2 separate regions of the Homo sapiens genome follow, and region 1 is linked to region 2. A link is an interaction called in ENCODE POLR2A ChIA-PET data of the cell type or tissue named here. Cell type or tissue: PC-9. All regions are shown on one strand. Links, peaks and the distances in the headings refer to the core of each region. The heading gives the core; the rest is flanking DNA. Region 1 overlaps PTPN7 (protein tyrosine phosphatase non-receptor type 7). Region 2 overlaps LGR6 (leucine rich repeat containing G protein-coupled receptor 6).

Region 1 (15,562 bases), core at 3,574-11,573, 130 kb after region 2:
TGGCTGGGAGTGGGAAGAGGCAGGCAGCTGGAAGGAGCAGTTGAGTTCAAGGCTGCCCTGTTCTGGCTGACAAAGGGAGAGGGCTGAGCCAGGCATGGTAGCTCATGCCCAAAATCCCAGCACTTTGGGAGGCTGAGGTGAGAGGATCTCCTGAGTCCAGGAATTAGAGACCGGCCTAGGCAATATAGTGAGACCTCCTCTCTCTCAAAAAAAAAAAAAAAAAGAGGGCACACAGCAGGGGCCCAAACCCTAAATTTACTGGGCTACCAGGTTAAAGGAAAGATAAAGAGCGGCCCCCTCAGAGGTGCCTTATAACAGTAATACTTGTAAGAAAAGCAAATATGGTCAGGCACAGTGGCTCATGCCTATAATCCCAGCACTTTGGGAAGCCAAGGCAGAAGGATCACTTGAGCCCAGGAGTTCAAAACCAGCCTGAGCAACAGAACAAGACACTGTCTCTCCAAAAAAAAAAAAAACTTAAATTAGCCAGGTGTGGTAGCATGTACCTGTGGTCCCAGTTACTCTGGAGGCTGAGGTGGGAGGATTGCTTCAGCCCAGGAGTTTGAGGCTGCTGTGAGCCATAATAGTGCCATCACACTCCAGACCTGGGCAACAGAGAGAGACCCTATCTCTAAAAGAAAAGATAAAAAGAAAAGAAAAGCAAATATGATTGGGTGCTCACTAGGCAGTGGTGGGCTATGCCTGCAGGCGGGGCTCCAATGTGGCTCTGATGCTGGACGTTCGGTCCCTGGGGGCCGTAGAACCCATCTGCTCTGTGAACACACCCCGGGAGGTCACCCTACACTTTCTGCGCACTGCTGGACACCCCCTTACCCGCTGGGCCCTTCAGCGCCAGCCACCCAGCCCCAAGCAACTGGAAGAAGAATTCTTGGTAAGAAATTGGGGTCCCCTCTGAATCGCTCTGCCCTCTGTATCAGAGGCAGCCAGCTGGAACCATTCTCTCACGGGCACCCTGGGCAAGTCTCCCCTTTGGGCCCCTTAGGAAAGAGAACTTCAGGGCTGAGGGAGGGGCTGCCCCCAGGCTTCCCCTTCTGCCCCCACCCCATCTAGGCCTACATACTATTGTCAAGAAGGAATGGCCAGAGTCCAGCTGTTCTAGAAAAAGGTAGAAGGAGAGAAAAGGAGGCTAGGAGTCAGCTGCTCACCCATTTCCTCCCCCTGCCAGAAGATCCCTTCAAACTTTGTCAGCCCCGAAGACCTGGACATCCCTGGCCACGCCTCCAAGGACCGATACAAGACCATCTTGCCAAGTAAGAACTGCTGCTGGGATGAAGGGAGTCGGGTACAGTCCCTGGGGCTAGAGAACTTCAGAGGACAAAGTACACAGTTTCAGCCAGGGAAGATCAACCTTGCTTGGCACATCTTCTCTCAGCAGAGAAAGGGGGAAGAAGGAGCAAGAATCACAACAGCAGCAATAATAATGTTTGCAGATATGTACCCTGGGCCAGGCCCTGTTCTCAATCCTTTTTTTTTTTTTTAAGACGGAGTTTTCACTCTCGTCACCCAGGCTGGAGTGCAATGGCGCAATCTGGGCTCACTGCAACCTCCGCCTCCCGGGTTCAAGCGATTCTCCTGCCTCAGCCTCCCGAGTAGCTGGGATTACAGGCATGCGCCTCCATGCGTGGCTAATTTTGTATTTTTAGCAGAGGTGGGGTTTCTCCATGTTGGTCAGGCTGGTCTCGAACTCCCGACCTCAGGTGATCCGCCCACCTCGGCCTCCCAAAGTGCTGGGATTACAGGCGTAAGCCACCGCGTCCAGCCTCAATCCTTTATATTCACTCATTTCTCACAACAATCCCATGAAGTTGGTACTGTGATGACCATTTTACAAGTGAGGAAACTAAGGCACAGAGAAGTTGAATATCTTACCTAAGATATTCAACTTAGCTACTTGCACCAAGCCCCTTTCCCTGTCTTCCTCTTGCATGGGAAATGCCCAGCCAAGGCTTGCAGTGAAGGAAGCACCACCAGGAGGGCTCCCAGAGAGATGGCTTTGAGAAAGTCAGATGGAGACAGGGCAACGGCCAGCAAGAGAGCAGTGGAGGCGGGGAGGGAGGACACTGTGCTAGGAGGGGGTGACCCTGCAAACTGGCAGACCCGGAGCAAGCACCTTCTATTTTTCGGAGGCAGGCATGAGGCCCCGGAGCCTCTCCCTCCCTCCCCTGCTCTCCCTACAGGGAAGCTACTCCCAGCTTGAGGCTTTAGCTCAGTGAGCACTCGGGCCCTGTCTCCTGCTAACCCTCCTGGAGTGTCCTCTGCCTGCATGGGCGGATCAAGGTGCTATTAGCGCTATTCCAGGCCAGGGGGAGGAGTAGCCCTTGTTCTTGGCCTAATTCTAATCAGCCCTGCAGCCACCAGAAAAGGGAAAAATTCCTTTGCCTGAGATTCCCCTGGTCCCCAGGGTACCTTCTGTCCATGACCAGGCTGGCATGAGCAGAGCGAGAGTCTCTTCTCCTTTCCTCACAAGCCAGCTTCTTCATCCATGTTTGGGTTTCATTTAGAGAAATCCTTCCCCCTTAGAGGCAGAGGCCAAATGCCTCGTGGCTGAGCGGAATCTGAGTCCTAGTCCCACTTCACAGCTATGTGATATCTGGCAAGTTGCTCATGTGAATCCCATATTCACCATTAGAAAACAAATTCTTCTTCCTCTACATCTCTTTTTCCATCCCTAGTGGCATAATCTTGTTCTAAACCTGTACTGATCTCAAGGATAGAATACTGTATCTATTAGAATATTATATCTAATATTGTATCTTCCCATTTGGTCTCTGCTGTTCCGTTCCCTTTCTTCTCTAGTCCATCCTATACAGCACCACTCAGTTAATCTTCCCAAACTATTGTTTTGATCATGTCACTCTCCTGCTCAAAAACATTATACAGCTTCCTACTGTCTGCGTATAAAATACTTCAATAGGGGCCAGACATGGTGGCTCACACATGTAATCTCAGCACTTTGGGAGGTTGAGGTGGGAGAATTGCTTGAAGTCAGAAATTCAAGACCAGCTTGGGCAACAAAGTGAAACCCAATCTCTACAAAAAACGTAAATAAATAAATAAATAAGCAAGCCAGGTGTGGTGGCATTTGCCTATAGTCCCAGCTATGTCAAAGGCTGAGACAAAAGTATCACTTGAGCCCAAGAGTTAGAGGTTACAGTGAGCTATGATCGCACCACTGCACTCCAGCCTAGGCAACAGAATGAGACCCTGTCTCTAAAAACAACAACAAAAACAACAACTTCAGTGGGTGTAAGGCCACCTGCTATACACAAGGTGCTATGACTGTGATGAGCACAGGAACTCTCCTCTTTCTGACCCTGCTTGAGTCTGTGTTAGTTGGTCACCTTCTGACCTCTGACCTCTGCTGATTTTTATTTCCTAGATCCCCAGAGCCGTGTCTGTCTAGGCCGGGCACAGAGCCAGGAGGACGGAGATTACATCAATGCCAACTACATCCGAGTGAGTGGCCTGGCTGCAGTGGTGGGCGGGGAATGGGGGAATTCTCAGACGTCTGAGAATATCTTCCAGCCATGGCTGGTGGATCAGGTGCCTGCATTTCCTACCCTCCCTGCTCCAGCTCACTGCTGTCATAGCCCTACCAAGCTGGGCTGGTACTGAACATGCCCCAAAACACCAACCTAAAAAACGGAGCAGATGTTGAAAAATATCTGGAGAGACCACCAAGTCTCCCTAACCTCCACTATCAGTCCTCCCATGCCACCCTCTAAACTTAGCAGGAAGTTAGCATTGTTGAACCCAATCTCCAGCTGCTTAAGAGCTCACAGCTCCCGAGAACTGCATAGGTGATGCCAGCACTAATGGGACCTCCCCGCCAACTTACCTTAACTGCCCCTCAGATAGCCCCTCTTATATGAAGATGGTTGATTGACGTCAAGCTATAGGAAGCTCCAGGCCAGGTGGGTGTTCCACGCCAGCTTCTCGCTGCTGTGGGCCCTAAGGAGATGTAAAAGCAGCGCTCTCTAGTGACTCAATGTGGGTAAGACATCAGTCAGGGGCGCAGGGAGGCGAAAAGCTCTTAGCTAGGGAAGCCATGGGGAAACATGATCTTACATTTGCCGGCCAATACCGGATCAACTGCAGTCTGGATTTCACCATCTTGAGAAGCAGGAAGCTGAGGATCCTGAAGGTGAGAAAATCAGGTTAGGGAGAGTGTGCTACATTTTGCTACTACTTTCATAGAAAAGTAGTAACCTGTAAATGTGAAACTGTCACTGAACAAATATTAAACACTGTTTAGGTATTTTGTGCTAGAAGAAAGCAGCAGGGGAGGAAGGGAATAAACATTTATAGAGCACTTGCTATCGGCTAGACTCTCAATATATCTTACTGAATTTAATCCACTCTACATTCCTACAAGATAGATATTATTATGCCCAATTTACAGATGATACCACTGAGGCTTACGGAGGCTAGGTAACTGGCTTATAGTGGTACAGCCAGGAAACAGCAGAACAGGGATCTGATCCTCATTCCAGAACCCGTATCCTTTCCATCATGTGGCTTCTGAGTGTGCGTGTTCGTGCATGTGTACGTCTACACGTGTGGTTCACAGCTTCAGGCTGACCCCAGCACCTGAGGCATCTAGGATCTCCCCAGAGCTCTGCTCTCACTGCTCCCCACCCCTTCCCCTGTGCTTCCACCTTCCAGGGCTATGACGGGAAGGAGAAGGTCTACATTGCCACCCAGGGCCCCATGCCCAACACTGTGTCGGACTTCTGGGAGATGGTGTGGCAAGAGGAAGTGTCCCTCATTGTCATGCTCACTCAGCTCCGAGAGGGCAAGGAGGTAGGAGGCAGAGCCACAGTTCATGATGAACCCAGAAAGTGCTATGCCCACCCCACCCCCACCCCACACACAGGGCAGCTCAGAACCAGAGGTTTCCCTGGGAGCCAGCCCCAGCTCATACCTCTCAGAAAGTTCCCTGAGATATAGCCCTGGGAGGCTGTCTATGGCCAAAATACGGGATAGGGTGAGCACTCTGCTTGCAGGTATCAAGCTCAGAAGAGCCAGGCTCCCTGTTGCTGACCTCCCATCCAGTAGGGGTGGAGGATGGGGAGGAGATACCAGCCCCTCTCTGCTGCCCTGTCACCTGCTCCAGCTGACCCTCTTCTGACTCCCAGCTCCCTCCCTCCTAGAAATGTGTCCACTACTGGCCCACAGAAGAGGAAACCTATGGACCCTTCCAGATCCGCATCCAGGACATGAAAGAGTGCCCAGAATACACTGTGCGGCAGCTCACCATCCAGGTACCACCCCCCCGGAGCCAGGCCCAGTGGGAAGTTGGGCCGCCCACAGCATCTCTGGGACTCAGGCTGGCTCTTCACTAGGAGCCAAGGGTTTGCTCTTCTAAACCATCTTAAACCCACATCTATAGCAGAAAGAGAAACTTGAGCACTGTCCTCAGCCTCTAGTCTAATAGGGCAGAGCCAATAAGCCAAATAGGACTACCGGGAAGTACTCACCCATCTGTGTAAATGGTCAGGCGGGGACAGGCAGGATCCAGGAGCAGGGCCAAGGGAAGGAGAGGAGGTTAAAGGAGATGTGGAAGGCCAGGTGTGGCGGCTCATGCCTGTAATCCCAACACTTTGGGAGGCTGAGGGGGGCGGATCACTTGAGGTCAGGAGTTCCAGACCAGCCTGGCCAACATGGTGAAACCTTGTCTGTACTAAAAATTACAGCTGTTTGGAAGGCTAAGACAGGAGAATCACTTGAACCCAGGAGGCAGAGGTTGCAGTGAGCCAAGATTGTGCTACTGCACTCCAGCCTGGGTGACGGAGTGAGACTGTCTGTCTCAAAAAAAAACAAACAAAATAAAACAAAAAAAGAGAAAGAGATGTGGAATAACATGTACACAAGGGCTTTTAAAATGCCTTCTATTATTTTATGGTGTTTTATATTTTTGAAAGCATTCCTCTATCAACTCATTCTCCTCCAAATATCCTGGCAAGTAAACCAGTAAGATATCACTGTTCCCATTTTCCAGGTGAAGAAAATGAGATCAAGGGACTTGCCCAAAGTCATGTGCTTATGGGAAGCAGAGCCAGGGCTTGAATTTGGGTCTCTCCCCTCTCCCAGGACAATGCTCCTTCCCGGGATTTTGAAGGGGGAAGTGGTGGAGAACAATGAGCACGAAAATTGCAACCTAGCTTGCTTTGAGTAGATGACCCCCCCACAGGGTAATTCCAGCCCTTGCCCTCCTCAGGCACCAGAGAAGAAGGTAGACAGTGCCCTCCACCCTGACCTTGGTTCTCATGCCTTGTCTCCAATCCAGTACCAGGAAGAGCGCCGGTCAGTAAAGCACATCCTCTTTTCGGCCTGGCCAGACCATCAGACACCAGAATCAGCTGGGCCCCTGCTGCGCCTAGTGGCAGAGGTGGAGGAGAGCCCGGAGACAGCCGCCCACCCCGGGCCTATCGTAGTCCACTGCAGGTGCGTGGCCCTCCCTTCACTGCAGCCTGTGGACTGTGCTCCCCTCCCCTGCCCCCTGGGTCTCTCCTGGGGAAGGGTCTGAGCAGAAAAGCATCAGGCAAGCCTAGTCCTTACTCAGACATGACTCGCAAGGCCATTCAGCAAGGGCTCTGTTCTTTTTACCTCCTTCACGCAGAACCCAGACATCTGGGCTGGACACCCAGGCCCCATCCATAGAGGGGATGGAATATCAGGAAGATCCCAGTCAGCTGCAGGAGGACATAAACAGGATTCCAGCTGTTGGGGAACTCATTTACTTATTCAACAAATATGTATTGAAAATCCTATTATTGGCCGGGCACGGTGGTTCACACCTATAATCCCAGCACTTTGGGACGCCAGGGCTGGCAGATCACCTGAGGTCAGGAGTTTGAGACCAGCCTGGCCAACATGGTGAAAACCTGTCTCTACTAAAAAATACAAAAATTAGCCAGGCGTGGTAGCACACACTTGTAATCCCAGCTACTTGGGAGGCTGAGGCAGGAGAATTGCTCAAACTCTGGAGGCAGTGAGCCGAGATCACACCACTGCACTCCAGCCTGGGTGACAGAGCGAGACTCCATCTCAAAAAAGGAAAACCTATTTTTGTCAGGCACGGTGTTAGCTGCTAAGGAGACAGCTATGAACCAAGCAGTTTGGTTTCTTCCCAGACAGTTTTATAGGCTGGTGGGAAAGAAGGCAGATTAGGCTGGGTGCAGTGGCTCATGCTTATAATCTCAGCACTTTGGGAGGCTGAGGCGGGAGGATCACCTGAGGTCGGGAGTTCAAGACCAGCCTGACCAACATGGAGAAACCCTGTCTCTACTAAAAATACAAAATTAGCCACACATGGTGGCGCATGCCTGTAATCCCAGTTACTCGGGAGGCTGAGGCAGGAGAATTGCTTGAACCCAGGAGGTGGAGGTTGTGGTGAGCTGAGATCGCACCATGGCATTCCAGGTTGGGCAACAAGAGCAAAACTCTGTCTCAAAAAAAAATTAAATACCACGCAATGTGATGAGAGCTGTGATGGGGATATTATGGGGACCATAGAACCAAGTCTCCTAAACCAGACTTTGACCAGAGAAAGTTTTCCAAGAGAAAGGCCATCTAAGCCAAGCTAAGACCTGAAAGGTGAATTAGCCAAGTGAAGAGAGGGAAGGGAACACGTTCCAGGCAAGTGGAAGAGCACATGCTAAGGCCCAGAGAAGAAATGTGAAAATGGATACACTGCTGGGAGCAGGGTTACAGGTTAGGCCCAGAGGTTGTGTGTGGGGTAATGATGAGAGATGGGTTTGGAAGGCCAGTGAAGGTCAGATGATGAGGGGACTTGGAGGACTGGCTAAGACACTTGGATTTGCCATTTTAAAAGAACACTTTGGCTATAGAGTGAAAAATGGATTGGGCCAGAGTGAGGGGGTGTCGTAGGGGACAAGACTAAAGAAAGGGACCATTTGGGAGTGCATATCCTAAATAAAACAGAGCACAGAGGCAAAAGGCATGACACAGGGGCCTCCCAGCCCACCCACAGGTAGCACTGGGACATGTGCAGGGAGGTCATTAGGGGCTCACGCAAGAGGAAGGGGAGGCCTAGGGGGTTTTGAAATAAAGAGAGGGCACGATAGAGAAAGCAGAACAGAGTGGAGAGAAGACTGTGGGAGGGCGCCAAGGTGGGAAACAGAGGGGCCGGGCGTGGGCTGCGTGGAAGATGAGTCTGAGCTGAGAGGAAGTCAAGGTTAGATAAGGAGGGCTCGAGGGTCAGCACACCCACAAGTGGGAAACTGTCTGTTGGAAACCACTGTAGACTCAGCAGAAGGGAGATCGTCAAAATGTCCACAGGGACCAAAAGGTGGCCTGCAACAGGCTTACAGTAAGGCTGGTAAGAAATGTAAACTCCTCCCATGCCAATTAAAACCTGCCTCCAGCAGGGCCCCCAAGGGGACTGGAAAGCAGAGTACTGCTACCTGCCTCCATCTCCAGAGCCCTATCCCCAAAATATAGCACCTGCAGGTCCCATTTCTTTCTCCATAGTTTGGGGCCTGGCTCTCATATTCCCTGGTCTCCCATGACCTCCCTGTCCCCTCCCTGGCTATCTCCAGTGCAGGGATTGGCCGGACGGGCTGCTTCATCGCCACGCGAATTGGCTGTCAACAGCTGAAAGCCCGAGGAGAAGTGGACATTCTGGGTATTGTGTGCCAACTGCGGCTAGACAGGTGGGTCTGTGGGTGTAAACAAGGCCAACAACGTTAACGGATGGCATCAGTGCCTCTGGGCCCCAGAGTTCTGCTAGGCCCATCACCATCAAGCACTCCTGCAAGAAAGGAAGAAACCCTTTCTGCTTAGAGCTGTTTATTTTACAACTAACAACCAGGAAAAAATATCTATCTGGATGGCCGGGTGCGGTGGCTCACACCTGTAATCCCAGCACTTTGGGAGGCTGAGGCGGGTGGATCACCTGAGCCCAGGAGTTCGAGACCAGCCTGGCCAACATGGTGTAAACCCTGTCTCTACTAAAAATACAAAAATTAGCCAGGCCTGGTGCGGGCCCCTGTGATCCCAGCTACTCAGGAGGCTGAGGCAGGACAATTGCTTGAACCCAGGAGGTGGAGATTGCAGTGAGCCGAGATTGTGCCATCGCACTGCAGCCTGGGTGACAGAGCAAGACTCTGACTCAAAAAAAAAAAAAAAAAAAAACAAAAAAAAGAATATCTGTCTGGAATGTTGGCTTGGATGCCTGGAATTAAACATGATATGAGGCAGCAACAAGTAGTGCAAAGAAGATCACTGGGTGGAGGCAGAGCCGGTGTTCAGATTCTGACATCTGTCTCACTGAGATGTCACTAGATTTCTCTGAGCCCCCATTTCTTTTTTTTTCTTTCTTCTTTTTTTAATAATAGAGATGGGGGTCTCACTATGTTGCCCAGACTAGTCTCGAACTCCTGGGCTCAACAATGCCCACTTGGCTTTGCAAAGTGCTGGGATTACAGGCTTAAGCCACTGTGCCCAGCCCCCACTTCTTCTTTATCTAGACAGAGATAATGGCTCCTTCCCCCAGAAAACTGTTGTAAGAAATGAGTTAACTTATATGAAAATGTTTTGGAAATGGAAACTACTATACAAATGTATGGAATCATTATTTTTACTTTTTAAGATTATTAGAAAGAAGGAAACTTGAGGCTCAGGAGTATTCCTGGCCCGACCCAAGGCTTCAGAGATCTGGTTTTGTCCCAGGAGCTGAGTGGATCAAGGAAGACCAAGTGTCAACATGGGGCATCACCCCTCAGCACGTGTAAGGGGCAGAGGACTTCTCTCACAGCAGATCTGAGGGGCAGCAATGAGGAGTAGAAAGTAGAAAAGATGAATATAGGTGGTGGGGCATGGTGGCTCATGTCTGCAATCCAAGCAGTTTGGGAGGCCAAGATGGGCCAATCACTTGAGGTCAGGAGTTCAAGACCACCCTGGCAACATGGTGAAACCCTGTTTCTACTAAAAATACAAAAATTAGCTGGGCAAGGTGGCAGGCACTTGTAGTCCTAGCTACTCAGGAGATTGAGGCAGGAGAATCACTTGAACCTGGGAGGCAGAGGTTGCAGTGAGCTGAGATCATACCACTGCTCTCCAGCCTGGCTATCAGAGTGAGACTCTGTCTCACAAAAAAAAAAAAAAAAAAAAAAAAGTGAAAAGATGAATATAGGCAAAGGAGTTGGCATGTTCTTTGAGAAAGTCAGGACTTTCCCAGTAGGACCACAGGGATGTTTGACTGGAGCCATTCAGCCAGCACCCTGACCCTCCTTCACTCATGGTCTGTGTGTTTCTCCTTGCAGAGGGGGGATGATCCAGACGGCAGAGCAGTACCAGTTCCTGCACCACACTTTGGCCCTGTATGCAGGCCAGCTGCCTGAGGAACCCAGCCCCTGACCCCTGCCACCCTCCGGTGGCCCAGGTGCCTACCTCCCTCAAGCCTGGGAAGGTGGGTCTGGGGAAAGTGGGCCGAGTGATCTGGGGGTACCCCTTGGGTTGGTGTGGGGAAGGAGTGCCTCCTTAGTGGTGCTTGCAGTCACAGGAAGCAGCAGCAGTAAGGACAAGGGGCCGGATTCCAGGTCTTCAACACTGGCCACTCCTCTGCTTCCTCTGTTGGCCCCAGATGGACAGTAAGGGGAACCTCCAATGTCTCTCTGAACTTAAAGACAGGAGCTGGCATTTATGACAGACAAAGAAAGAAGCCCAGGTGTCCTGGTGTTCTCTGAGACACTCTTTGTGAGCTTCAGTTTCCTGTTCTATAACATGAACATAAGTGCTTAGCTGCCATGAGGGAAAAGTAATGAGAGAAGTTTCTAGAAGCCACTCCAGCCACTCCTTCCTGGGGCTGACAAAAGGGTGATTCCAAGATCATCCTTCACCCGAGGTCCTGCCCAAGCACAGGCCAGATGCAAGAATGGGGAAAAGTCTGGTCCTGATCTCCAAGTCTCAACATCCTATCAGTGACTCTGCTCCCTGACCACACATCGGAAGGGCTGGATGACCCCAATCAAAAGAAAGAACAAGGACTCTGGTTACCCTTGCCTCCACCCATGTGTCATAAGAGTAGGCTACAGAGGTGACCAGGCCTGGCAGTTGAAATCTCTGGAAGAGGGAACATGTGGGGACTACTCAGAGGCAAAGAGGAGCTGCTCCTGCCTCCATGGTTGCTGGCCACTCCCACCAACTACTCTTAGGGAGGCTAAGCAGTCTCTGTTTTGCTTCCATGGCTCAAATAATACCCTGGGTATGCAGGACCCACTATACCTTGCATTTGCTGAGTACACCTAGAGAGCTTGGCTGTTTCCAAAAACAATCAGGGTCATAACCATCCATGCAGACATGGAGGCTCGGCTGAACCAGGACTCCTCACTGTCTACCTGAGAGAATGAGCACCCCTCATCCATCTCAGCATCAACACAATTTCCAGGGGACCTCAGGTCTACCTCAGGACTGAACGCCACACCTCAGGATTCCTCCTCCTTGAATCTGAGACTGGCTGCCCATTCTGAGATGGGGATGAAGGTAAGATGCCGCATCACCAGGCACGCCGCCCCTGACAGCTGCCTTGATACCAGCTCTCTGTGGAAACCCCCGAGGAGTTGGATCTGGAGAACAGCTGGGCCTCCTCACTCAGGACTTCTCTCCTGAAGAACACGCAGTGCTAAAACTGAGGATGATTTCCCTAATGCTTCTGCTTGGCCTTATGGAGGAGCTGCTCCTTCCTTACAGCCTTGGGGATGGACTTGCCCACACCTCCACCTCCCCTGAGCCCTGTGAGAGGCACGACTGTCTATGCCAATGAGGCTCGGTGGGGGGCTCTCAAGTGCCTGATCCTGCCCTGGGCTCAGAGCCAGCCCAGAGGGAAGCAACTGCACAGCCCCACAGGCCCTCCCTGGCACTGTCCCCCCAACCCCATCTCAGAGCTCAGAGGGTACAAGCTCCAGAACAGTAACCAAGTGGGAAAATAAAGACTTCTTGGATGACTGACTCATTCCTTCTTTCCATCTTCTTCTTGGCCCTCTGGGGCCTCTTTGTAGCAAGAGAGAAAGACTGCAGACCAGGGACAGGCAGGCTGCAAATCTTTGCCCTTGGGATATGCACTTTTCTAGCACTTCCAAGGACATAAAGTAAGGTGAAACCAAAGTCAATTTAGGAAGTGAGACAGGGTGGACCCTCATAGCCTACCCAGGCAGCTGTAACAATTCACACTACCGTAAACCATGTGGCTTCTAAACAACAGAAATGTATTGCTGGCCTGGCGTGGTGGCTCATGCCTGTAATCCCAGCACTTTGGGAGGCCGAGGCAGGCGGATCACGAGGTCAGGAGATCCAGCTAACACAGTGAAACGCTGTCTCTACTAAAAATACAAAAAATTAGCCGGACGTGGTAGCACACACCTGTAGTCAGCTATTCGGGAGGCTGAGGCAGAAGAATTGTTTGAACCCTGGAGGTGGAGGGTGCAGTGAGCTATCATGCCACTGCACTCCAGCCTGGATGACAGAGCAAGACTCCATCTCAAAAAAAAAAGAAAAAAGAAAAAAAGAAATGTGTTGCTCACAGTTCTGGAAGCTGGGAAGTCTAGGATCAAGACCCTTGCAGACTCAGTGTCTGGCTATTAGGCAGAGCCTTCTTTCTGTCCTTGCATGGTGAAAAGGTTGTGGGCTGGTATTCTTCCCCCTAATCCCACCGGCCCCCTTTATAAGGCTCTACCCTCATGACTTAATCACCTCCTAATACCATCACTTTAGGGATTAGGACTTCAACCTATGAATTTGGGGGGACACAAACATTCAGTCCATAGCCTTTATCTTAGGAGCTAGAGGAGGACTTATAAAGGGCAGAGGTTAGAAAGATGGTGCTTAATAAACCAGAATATTGGCCAGGCTCATGCCTGTAATCCCAGCACTTTGGGAGGCTGAGGCAGGCAGATGGCTTGAGCTCAGGGCTTCGAGACCAGCCTGGACAACATGGCAAAACCCCGTCTCTACCAAATATACAAAAATTAGGCTGGCATGGTGGCGCATGCCTGTAGTCCCAGCTACTCGGGAGGCTGAGGTAGAAGAATCACCTGAGCCCGAGGAGGTGGAGGCTGCAGTGAGTCGAGATCCCACCGCTGCACTCCAGCCTGGGCCACACAGTGAGACCCCATCAAAAAAAAAAAAAAAAACAATATTATGCTAGCCGAAACCTTGTGATTCTTCTACTTTGGTAACTGTTTGACTATTTGGGGTCATCTAACTCCAGTTGATTGGACAGATATGGTTGATATTGATAGTTTACCCACTTTTGACTAAAACAATAGACTACATATGACTACATTTGAAAACCAAACCCCAACGGGCAGCCAGCATAGGCTGGGGACTGCCCGAAGCCTGAGCCTACCCGGGACTGCCAGCTGAGGTTGTCAGCCTGCCTGAGCAGGTCCTATGGGTGGGTCTTGCAAGGAGAGGGGCAGGAGTAAGGCATCTTTGCAGGCACTCCAGACCCACTTCAAGAGGAGAACTATCACTTCTCCTCCTGAAGAATACTCTGCTTTTCACCAAAACAGGGCAACATTTTCCTTTGTCACAGACGTTCCTCACTGAAAACCCCCTGCCAGGACTGTATCTGTTTGGGTATCTTGGGGATGCTGGTAAAAATCCGGAGCAAGTTCAAGCGTCCGTTTCACTTGGGGCCAGAGGCTTCCTAACAAGTGGTCGGGGTAAATTGTGGTGAACAAAACAAGATGGAGTATTAAAAGACCCGAATACGGTTGTCCCTCTGCACTGGGTGCATTTTGAGAGGATGGGACTGTACCCAGGAATGCTCAGAGGCAAGGGTTCAGGGACAAAAAAGCCTCCATCTGCCTCCCTGTCGTAGAGATCTCATCTCCGTGTCCTGGGAAGTGGGTGACCCACTCTCCTTCAACCTGAAAAGGCTCCTGCTTAACCGGAACCTCACCCACCTCGAGCCCACCACCCTTTAAGAAAGGGGGTGCCAGTCAGGGCGCGGCAGTCGGGGACAGGGTCTAAAATAAATTAGACCCCATTTCCCAAGCGCCTCTCGACGCCAGCTGCCGGTCAACCCCCGCCGCTGAAGCCTGCGGATTCCCTGCTCACCCCACCTGCGGATTCCCTGCTCACCCCACCTGCGGGTGCGGCCCCTGGCCCCCCGGCTCCAGCGAGGGAGGAGCGCGCGCTCGGGTGCGAGCAGGACACGGCCCGGCCGCGAGGGAGGGCGGCGGCGGCGGCGGAGGAGGAGGGCGCGGAAGCCACACCCATCGGCGAGCCGATTCCGGGGCAGCGAGTCGTCGGCAGCCGCGCTCGAGCCTCCGCCCGCACCGAGCCGCGGGACCCGGGCCGTACCGGGGAGGGGCCGCTCCGGGCCGCAGCGCGAGGGCAGCGAGGGGCGGCGGGGACCTGGCACCGGGCGGGGCCGGCGGCAGCGACCATGATCGCTTTGTTCAACAAGCTGCTGGACTGGTTCAAGGCCCTATTCTGGAAGGAGGAGATGGAGCTCACGCTGGTCGGGCTTCAGTACTCGGGCAAGACCACCTTCGTCAACGTGATCGCGGTACGAGGGCGTCGGGCGCGGGGTCCCCGGGCGCGGGCCGCGGGTCGGGCCTGTCCCCGCCCGCGCCGCGCCCTGCTGAGCCGGGGTCGCCGCCTGGCATAGCCGGGCACGGCCGGGCGCCGGGCGGGGGAGGAGCCGGCCCCGAGCGCTTGGGGCCTAGTACGGCCCGTGCCGTGGGGGACCGGGGCGGCGCGCGACCCGCTCTCTCACCCGGGCCGGTACTGCACGGCTGGGGGCAGGGGAAGGGGGACGAACAGACAGGGCCGGTGCCACGGGGCAGGCGGCACCGAGGGGCTCTCGAAGCAGGAGGGACCCGCTGCCGGCTGAGACGGGCCCCCTCTGGCCCCCGCGCAAGGGGGCATGACGGGGCGAAAGTGCACGGGCCTTCCTGTCCCGCGGGTAGAGGGTCACGGGACGGGGCGGCCGAGAGGCTTGAGGAGGGGGTTTGGGCAAGCCCAGCCCCACCCAGAGGGCTTAACCCCTCCTTGCCGGAAGAGGAAGCCCCGGCCCTATTGAGGGGGAGGGGAGGTATCCCCCGGGGTAGAGGAGTCAGCTGAGGCCCTTGGCTCAAGCCCAGACTCCTCCCCAACTTCTCCCCGACCCGCAGTGTCTAGCCGGGGGTCCAGGGAGGATCGCATGGTAACGGGAGTTTGGAGACTCCGTCTGGCTCAGAAGTTTGCAGGAGCAGGTGCTCCCGACAAGAGAGGATGAGGTGTAGGGGCACGGCCCACTGGGGCCTTGGGAGAGTGGCTCTAAGGGCTTTGGGTCGTCAACACTGAAGTGGGTGATTGTAAGTCTTTCAGCGCCAGGGGAGTGGTGGGGAAGGAGTTAAAATCTCTCTCAAAAAAGGGGAAGATGAGCTCCATGGGTGTGAGCTGAGGCTGCCGTAATGGCTGCGGCCTGCCTGTCAGAGCCAGGCTAGACAGGGCTTGTGGGTCGAGGAAGCATGGGACAGGGGCTGGGGTTGTCCAGGGACCTGGCCCCAGTCCCAAAGCTGAGGTT
Region 2 (8,000 bases), core at 1-8,000:
AAACTCATGGAGCGGTAAGGGGCAGGCAATTAAGTGAGTAAATACATTATTAGGATATCAGATTGCGGTGCATGCTATGGAAAAAAATTAAGTAGAAAATGGAGAGTGCTGGGAATGGAGGTTGCAAAGTGGTGACCAGGGAGGATACTTAAAAGGTGACATTTGAGCAAAGTCCTGGAGGAGGTGAGGAAGTAAACCATGTGGATAATGGTGGAAAGAACATTCCAGACAAAAGGAAAAGGCTTGATGCAGGAACAAAAGTAGTATATTCAAGGAGGCCATCGTGCCTGGACTAGATTGAGGAGGGGGTGACACCAGAGAGGCGGCAAGGGGCCACAGCATCTGAGGCCTTGTAGACCAGTACAGAATGTTGGCTTTTTTTTTTCTGGAGTATGATGAGGAATCACTGGAGGGTTTGGAACAGAAAAGTAACATGACCTGATTTGTATATTAAAATAGTCATTCTGGTTGTTGTGTTGAAAACAGATTGTAGGATGACAAGAATGAAAGCAGAGTGACCAGATAGAAGGCCACTGCAATAACCCAGGTGAGAGAAGGATGGCGGCTTGGAGCATCGTGGTAGCAGTGGAAGGGGTGAGACGTGGTCAGATTCTTAATATAGTTGGAAGATGGGGCCAATGGAGTTTGCTGACAGCTTGGATGTGGGATGTGAGAGAAAGAGAGTTGTTTTGGATGACTCCAAGGTTTGGGCCTGAGTAACTGCAGGAGTAAAGCTGCCATCACTGAGCTGGGGAAGACTTCTGGTGGGATGGGTTCAGGGAAAGACTCCGGGGTTTAGTCTGGAAGTCTGGATATTTGTTAGATATCCAGTGAGCATGTTAAGAAGGCCTTTGAATATTTAAGTCTGGAGTTCAGGAGATAGGTCTGGGCTGGAGTAATCAGCAAACATACAAGACCAGATGAGAACATGGAGGGAGAGAAGCGTAAACAGAACTTGAGCCTTGGGAGAACTTGAGCCTTGGGACATGCCAAGGTTAAGGGGTTAGGGTGATGAGGTCAGAAATGCTGGTAACAGTGCATTCATGTTAAGTTTAAAAGAACTCAGGACTTCTGATCTAGAACCCTTTAGTCTCTGTGATAGCAGGGACTACACTTTGTTGTTCATAAATGTTTTACCAGTGCCTATAATGGTGGCCTGGCATATACTAAAAACTTAATAAATATTTATGGAATGAGTGAATATAAAGAAACAGAAGAAAAGAGAGTGGTAATCTTTAATTCTTACCAGCTCCTCCTTCCTACAGATATGGGAGGGCCAGACCTGAACTTTGTTTCCTCTCCATTACATCTACTACGGAACCTGTGGGCCAAGCTTCCCACCCCCCTTAACCTCTCTTCCTCTCCATTCCAGACCAGCTGGCTGGGGTGCCTGGAGCAGTCGGCAGAGGGGGTAGAGTTCACAGTGGAAGTTTTGTCCCCATTGCCAGCAGGGGAGGGAGAGGCAGCAATGACAGGAGCAGTGACCTTGGCTACCCCCCACACCAGGGCAATGGGAAAAGGAATGTTGTGCTGGGAAGAACTATTAATAACTCGTCACGGTCACAGAACGCAACACAAACTCATTGGGCAGCTCAATTTTCTGCCTGTTTAAAGTGATTAGTGGTTCTGCGGGGGAAGCCAGAAAAAAAAATTTTTATATGGAGCAATAAATTCCTCTATAAGCCACAAAACCCTACAAATTTGCAGCTAATAAACCCACAAATGTAAGATGATTAAGAACTGGCAAGGAAAGAGAGTTCCTTGATTCTTAGCCTCAAGAGGCAGTGTGGTCTGATGGGCTGACGCTGGGCCAAAGGCAGAGAAACCCAAATTAAAATCCTGGCTCTTAATTAGCTGGGTGTCCTTGGGCAAGTCATCCACCTTCTGTCTCAGTTTCCCCATCTGTAACATGAGGATACACAATTCCTGCCTTGTCTTTCTCAACAAGTGATTGGGGGATAAATAAGATATGAGACAAGACAGCCTTTCAGAAAAAAAATATTTCTAATTCTCTTAACTGCAGGGAATTATTTGCCCAGTGACTAGTGGGATGATCAGCACTTACCTTGAGATATGAAGGCAAATTTGCGAGATTCATCTGGACCCCTGCCCCAACCTATCAGCCTATCCCCAGAGGGCTCTGTCATGGAGCCCGCCAGGATAGCTGTAGAGTGGGTTGAATTATATGTAGCCCCCAAAAGATATGTCCAAACCTGGTACCTGTGAATGTGAGCTTATTTGGAAAGAGGGCCTCTGCAGAAGGAATTAAAAATCTCAAGATGAGATCATCCTTGGTTAACAGGGTGGGCCCCAAATCCAATGGCAAATGTTCTTACAAGAAGAGGAGACACACAGAGGAGAGACACAGAAGAAAACAAAAAAGGCAACGTGAAGATAGAGTAAGAGATTGGAGTGATGGGTCTACAAGTCAAGGATTGCCACCAGACACCAGAAGTGAGGTGAGAGGCATGGAATAGATTCCGCCTCAAACCCTCCAGAAGGCACCATCCCTGCTAACACCTTGATTTTGGACTTCTGACCTCTAGAACTGTGAGAGAATAAGTTGCTGTTTTTTTAAGCCACTAAATTTGTGATAATTTGTTATGGCAGCCACAGGAAATTAACACAGTAGTCATGCCTTGACTGCCTGGAAATTCCCATCCATCCTACAGAGGAGATGAGACACAGCATGGACCACTGTGAAATGACACTTCTGGGTAACATCCTCCCGGCCACCTTAGGACACATTCCATCCAACATTAAATGGGAGGACAGGAAAGGAAGCCGACATAAATCAAGCACCTATAATGTTCCAGGCATCACGTGAAGTCATCTCATTTAATGCGATCCTTGCCAACAATCTTCTCAATTGAAAACTATTATCCCCATTTTCTATCTGTGGAAATCGAGGCTCTTGAGAAGTCAGGTGACTTGCACCTGTCACATGCTGGTGGCAAAGCCAGGATTTGAATCTAAGTCTGCTAAGTCAAGATGAATCCTCATTCTACCCTGGGAAGAACCCTGAGCCCTGGGAGGACCTCGATGGAAGTCCACCTGGTTTCCTGTCCCTGGCCAAAGGCTGACATCAGGGCCAGGAGTAAGGGGTGGCCAGATACTCTCAGAACCAAGTCAGAGCCAGTTTCCTGTTGGCATTAATGGTTTCAAAGACACACACAGAGAGGAACATTTTCTAGCTACAGTTGCTGTTGAAGTAAAAATGTTCTGTGGAAACAGATCACCAGAGCATCCATCACCAGAGGAGATTTGATGTGGAAGGTACAATTTTGTATTATAAGGCAGAATTCAATACATTTCTTCTTTGCCCTCTTCCTGTCCCAGGCCCCTGTTGAATGCTGGTCCTGATTTAGAGAGAGAGCTGGGGCCAGAAGATTTCTGTTCTCACTATGGCCCCAGGCTCTCCTCCAAAGGGAAGTGTCCAGCCAGCACAGGGCTCCAGTTGGGCCTGATTTGTTTAGTGAGGTTATAACAAGGCCCAAGGAGCATCACCCAGGCCCAAGAGAGGTGAGACACTATTGTCCCCGGGGTCCATCCTGGGCCCTGTCCCCTCCTGGGTTCTAGCTGAGATTCAGCCATCAAGTTCCCAGATCTAGAGCATGAGGGTGGGCCCTTTAGGATGCAATTGTGTTTGCTCGACCTTTTTTTTTCTTGCGAAGATTTTCAAAGATCATTAGCTGTCAGGCTAGACTAGCTCGTCATGGCCTCCAGGCACACATTTCCAAACACTGACCTAGGGTTTCAGGTCCTGAGACCTCCTGGGAAAACCTTCCTAGAAATGTTCTTCACCATGCTCTCTTATCTCTCAGCCTAGATACCTGGGAAGTCCTATGATTGATCTGACCTTGACGGAGCTAGTGCTAAGTGAAGCAACGTATTACAAAGCAAGAGGTATGGTTTCTAGTGGTTTACCGTCACTTGCAAATTACAGTGACATGGGCAACTCACCCCCAAATACCTACATTTGGTCTGATCTGGTTAAGTGGAAATACTACTTCACAGTCTGGGGACTAGACCACCTCTGATTCTCAATTTCCCAGCAAGTTCGGGTCATCCTCATTGTGGAAGTAGAAAGGAGTTGTGGATGCAGGATGGAGCATGACCTGTCTGCTTCTGGCTGAGGTTTCTTGGCAAAGTCTGGAATGATGATGACTACATCAGGAGAAATGTCCTGGGAGCTTCCTTCCTACGAGGTCAGACTTTCCCAGAGGGCAACAAGGTTTCTGTAGGAAGGGGGTGGGGCGGGTGGAGTTGGCACGATTTGTTCTGCTAAACAAGAGAGGTCTTAACAGTGCCCATCCCCTGAACCCTGCCCAAATGACTTGGATTTGCTGGCTCTTTTGGAGTAAAAGAGAGCATGGTGTATGTCTCTCACACTTTCTCCCCATCTCTGAGGTAGCCCATTGTGCAGATGAAGGAAGTGAGGCTCACAGAGGTGAAGTTACTTCCTCTGGCTGACCCAGCTTGCAGGGGCAAAGCCAGGGTTGGAAGCCAAACAGCCTGGTCTCCAGAGCTGAGGGCATAACAGAGGGTGTGTTGCTGCAGGTGCATTTGTGATGGGCATTTCTGTGCTGTGCTGGGTTGTGGGGTGGGGCTGCCTACGTGGAGTGAGGGTCATGTAGGGCTTGAAACATGTGGCACGTGTGCTGCACGTGCACATGATTGGCTGTGCAGTTCCAGATGCCTGTGTGACCACGTGTGTGCATGCCCGCACCTGGCCCCTCCTCCCCAGGTGGTATGGCTGGGGGCCGCTTTCCCCACTTAGAGGAGTCTGCAGAGGAGCCAAACCACAGCTCCAGCCAAACCGCAGCTTGGGCCGCAGGGGTTTGATCTTCCCTCTGCTGCCGGAGATGAGAGAAGTCTAAGTGGCAGAGATTTATGGGGCCTGAGGGAGAAATACCCTTCCAGTGAGAAGCTCACATGAAAAGCTCCAGAGACTGCAAAGCGTGCCAATTATGCAACAATTAAAAGGTTTGACTATCATTTCTTTCTCCTTTTATTCTCCCATCTACTCCTCCCCCTGCCACATCTGGCTGCCCCTGCAGGCTCCCCAGCAAATGCTCTGGGGAACAGAGGATAAAGAACACACTTTTCCCCTTTTTAATTGGAGATCAAAAGTTGGAAGAAGAACTCACCCCTCAAGGGCAGGAAGAAGGGGGTATTGTTGAGATGGAGGCCCTCAGAGGAGGAGATGGGAAAGGAGAAAGGAGTGTAGGGCAGGCTCCTATACAGCTTGTCAGGGTTTGTAAGAATTTTACACACATCATCTCACTTAATCCACAGGCCAACCCTGTAAGATTAGTTAACTATTACTGGCATTATGTTTCAGATTAGAAAACGGAGACTCACAGAGGCAAATGATTTTACCAAGGTCACACAGCTGGTAGAAGTGGCACTGTACCCCAGGCTGTCTGATGCCAAGGGCTTTGCCACCAGGCTCCTAGCCTTGGCTTTCCCATTGGTAAAGTGGGTGCAGGCCCTGGGCTTTGTGTGATGGAATCAAGTGCTCCTGTAGATGAAAGGTACAGTGGGCGCTTAGCGGCAGGATTGCTCTGTAATTCAGCCAGCATCAGCTGAGCCAAATGCCCTGCGCGGCAATCCAGTGGCTAATTGAGAAAGAATTAGGCAGTGTGCCCCAAAAGTGAAGAAACAGCTGCTAGTTGGTTTTTTAGAGGCGCCAACACATAGTCAGTGTATGTACCCCCTCCCCACCTGATTTCCCAGCAAAGCTAACAGCGCCCACACTCCAGGGTTCATGGCATTGGACTCCCTCCTGCCCTGCTCATCCATGGCAACTCCAAACACTGCCCTAAAAGCTCTTATATCTCCTGAGGGAAGGTGGCTGTGGGCACACAGGCTTTTGCAGGGTAATGAGCACCATCTCTTACATCTAGGATTCCCCCAAACAGCTGGCACATAGCAGGCTCACACAGTTCACATTTGACCCAGACAAAAGAGGACAGCAGGCTCTCCCCCAGGGACTTTCATGTATGTTTTCTCATTAATGCACCCTAGATCTGCTCTGTCTCTAACTGAGGGAGTAACTCTGGGCAGGCCATGACACCTCCCCGGACATCAATTTTCTCAGATGTTGATTGAGTGGGCTAGACTGTCCAGAGTTAACTGCCCAGCTGTCTATGACAGCTAGAGAGGGAGGAACATGTAGCCCAAGTCACGCACAGTGGCAGGAAGAGGTTCCAATTTTCCTGCCTCCAGGCTGGGGCATGTCCCCCACACCTCAGTCCTCAGTCTTCCGGAGGGTGAGCATGCCGGCAAAGCTGGGCTGGCTCTGCCATTTCTCCCGCTTCAGGCTAAGCCCAAGAAAGCAGCCACACTTCTGGGTCTTGTGCCCACAGGAAAAAAGAGTGGAGCTTGGGTCTCAGCCTCCCTATTACTTTTCCCTGCACCACCACAAATGCCATTAGCCCAGGCCTCCTGGGATAAGTTTTCCCAAATGGTTTTCCCCAGTACATTGCTTCCCAGATCACAGCTTGACTCAGCATTTTCTCCTCTGCTGCTTCGGATTCTTGAAAACCCCTCACCTCAGGATTGATGTCCTGGGGTATATGTGGGAGGGGGTGGAGAATAAGGGGGGTTGGTTATGGAGGGCAAGGTGGAGCAAGTGGGGGGTAAGAGAAACTGTGAGCATCCCCCTGACACCATGAGCTCTACCCCAACCTCAGTGGCTCATACTTGGTGACCTGGGGGTCCTTCTCTCCCCATCGACCCTCTCCGAGGCCTGTACCAGGTGGCCATGGCAGCCAGCTCCCTCATGGATGCTGAGGGACCCCAGCTGGCAGAAACGGCCACACTTGGAGAGCCCAGCCAGTTGTTTGCTCAAGTGGGGCCCACTCAGCCCACTGTGTGGGGACTGGCAGGACTCCACAGGAAATGATGGGAGGGTTTGGGTGTATTCTGACCTTAACTGAATTCCAGGATGATGATGTGTGAATAATATGGCTTTTTGAGAGTCAACAGCTTGGGTGCTTCTTATAGTAAGGCTAGAGTGCTCAATGGGCCATCTCCCCATTAATCATTTAGCTAGTTCGATCAATTGGCAAACAGTCCCAGCATTACTCTGCAGTATTACTCTTCCTTCTGTCAGCAGCCACCCTTACACAGATGTCAAAACTGCCATCAAGTCAGCCCCAGCCCCACCCCCATGCCTTCTATTCCCCGGGCTTCATATTTTAATTCCTTGAGCTTCTTGCAGTTCCCATTTCTGTCCAGAATTTTCATTATTTTGGTGGTCTCTGCCCACAGGGAGATCCCAGGTTCCTACTCCCTGGGCCATTCTGAACTCCCAGAGGGCACATTCTGACCACCTGAAGGAGGAAGAAATTCATTCTCAGTGATATTCCAGAGAAAGTGCCAGGGAGGGGCATGTGGGTAAACAAGCCCGGGGCCAGACCCCAGCATCCCAGGACTGCTGGCTCTTCCCTCTGTGTGCTCCCTCCACTCCAAGACTCCAGGCTTTCATCACCAGGCAGGACAGAGTTTGACCAAGACCTCAAAACTCACAGTGTCTCCAGATTGTGCAGCCCCTCGAAGCTGTGGGTCCCCAGATGCTGGATGCGGTTGTTATGCAAATGCCTGCACGGGAAGGAAAGACGCATCAGAATGGGTGCCCACGGCACTGGGGCCAGGGGATGGAAGAGCACATGGTGGCATGGGGAAAGTGTAGGCAGAAGCATGGACAGAATGACCCTAATGGTCCATCCGTTTGTTTCCAGGAACAAACTGACTGGCCAAGACTGACTTCTGAAGCCACAATCTCCAAGGCTGGATTGACCACAGGCTACCCCATATTGATTTCCTATTAAAGGAAAAAGGGAGAGGAGAGCCTCAGGCCAAGGCTAAAGCAAGTTCCCCCTAAGCTCTAGAAGACAGGTCTGATGTCAGAGGGGCTCAAGTCTGAGGCTTCTTCTATGGCTGGGCTCCCCAGGACCCAGTCTGCCTGACTCAGTGGCCAGACGTACTTATGG

What was found. ChIA-PET counts read pairs that join two places held together with the same protein. Peaks named below come from ENCODE experiments on the same cell type or tissue, not always from the same donor. Only the 100,000 strongest peaks of a DNase experiment are listed, where the experiment ranks them.
Region 1: POLR2A ChIA-PET joins it to region 2 with 7 read pairs; 6 of 35 experiments call an interaction of 5 or more read pairs at or near these places.

The regions. Positions count from the first base shown.
Region 1 is chr1:202,143,448-202,159,009 of GRCh38, reverse strand. PTPN7 (protein tyrosine phosphatase non-receptor type 7) reads left to right here. Exons shown (of 10, transcript NM_002832.4): 3 at 709-892; 4 at 1,187-1,271; 5 at 3,401-3,477; 6 at 4,687-4,824; 7 at 5,175-5,285; 8 at 6,311-6,468; 9 at 8,586-8,699; 10 at 10,311-11,994. The coding sequence ends at 10,404. ARL8A (ARF like GTPase 8A) reads left to right here and starts at 14,273. Exons shown (of 7, transcript NM_138795.4): 1 at 14,273-14,560. The coding sequence starts at 14,438. RefSeq lists silencers at 3,877-3,926, 14,073-14,782, 15,283-15,332. In PC-9, for the core only: CTCF peaks have their summits at 3,748 and 3,954; a DNase peak (open chromatin) is centred at 4,089.
Region 2 is chr1:202,280,389-202,288,388 of GRCh38, reverse strand. It overlaps LGR6 (leucine rich repeat containing G protein-coupled receptor 6), which reads right to left. Exons shown (of 18, transcript NM_001017403.2): 6 at 7,537-7,608. Among named protein-coding and RNA genes, the nearest start is that of UBE2T, 58 kb to the left of the region's middle. In PC-9, for the core only: no CTCF peak of the experiment used is centred there; a DNase peak (open chromatin) is centred at 4,818; H3K27ac peaks cover 358 bases.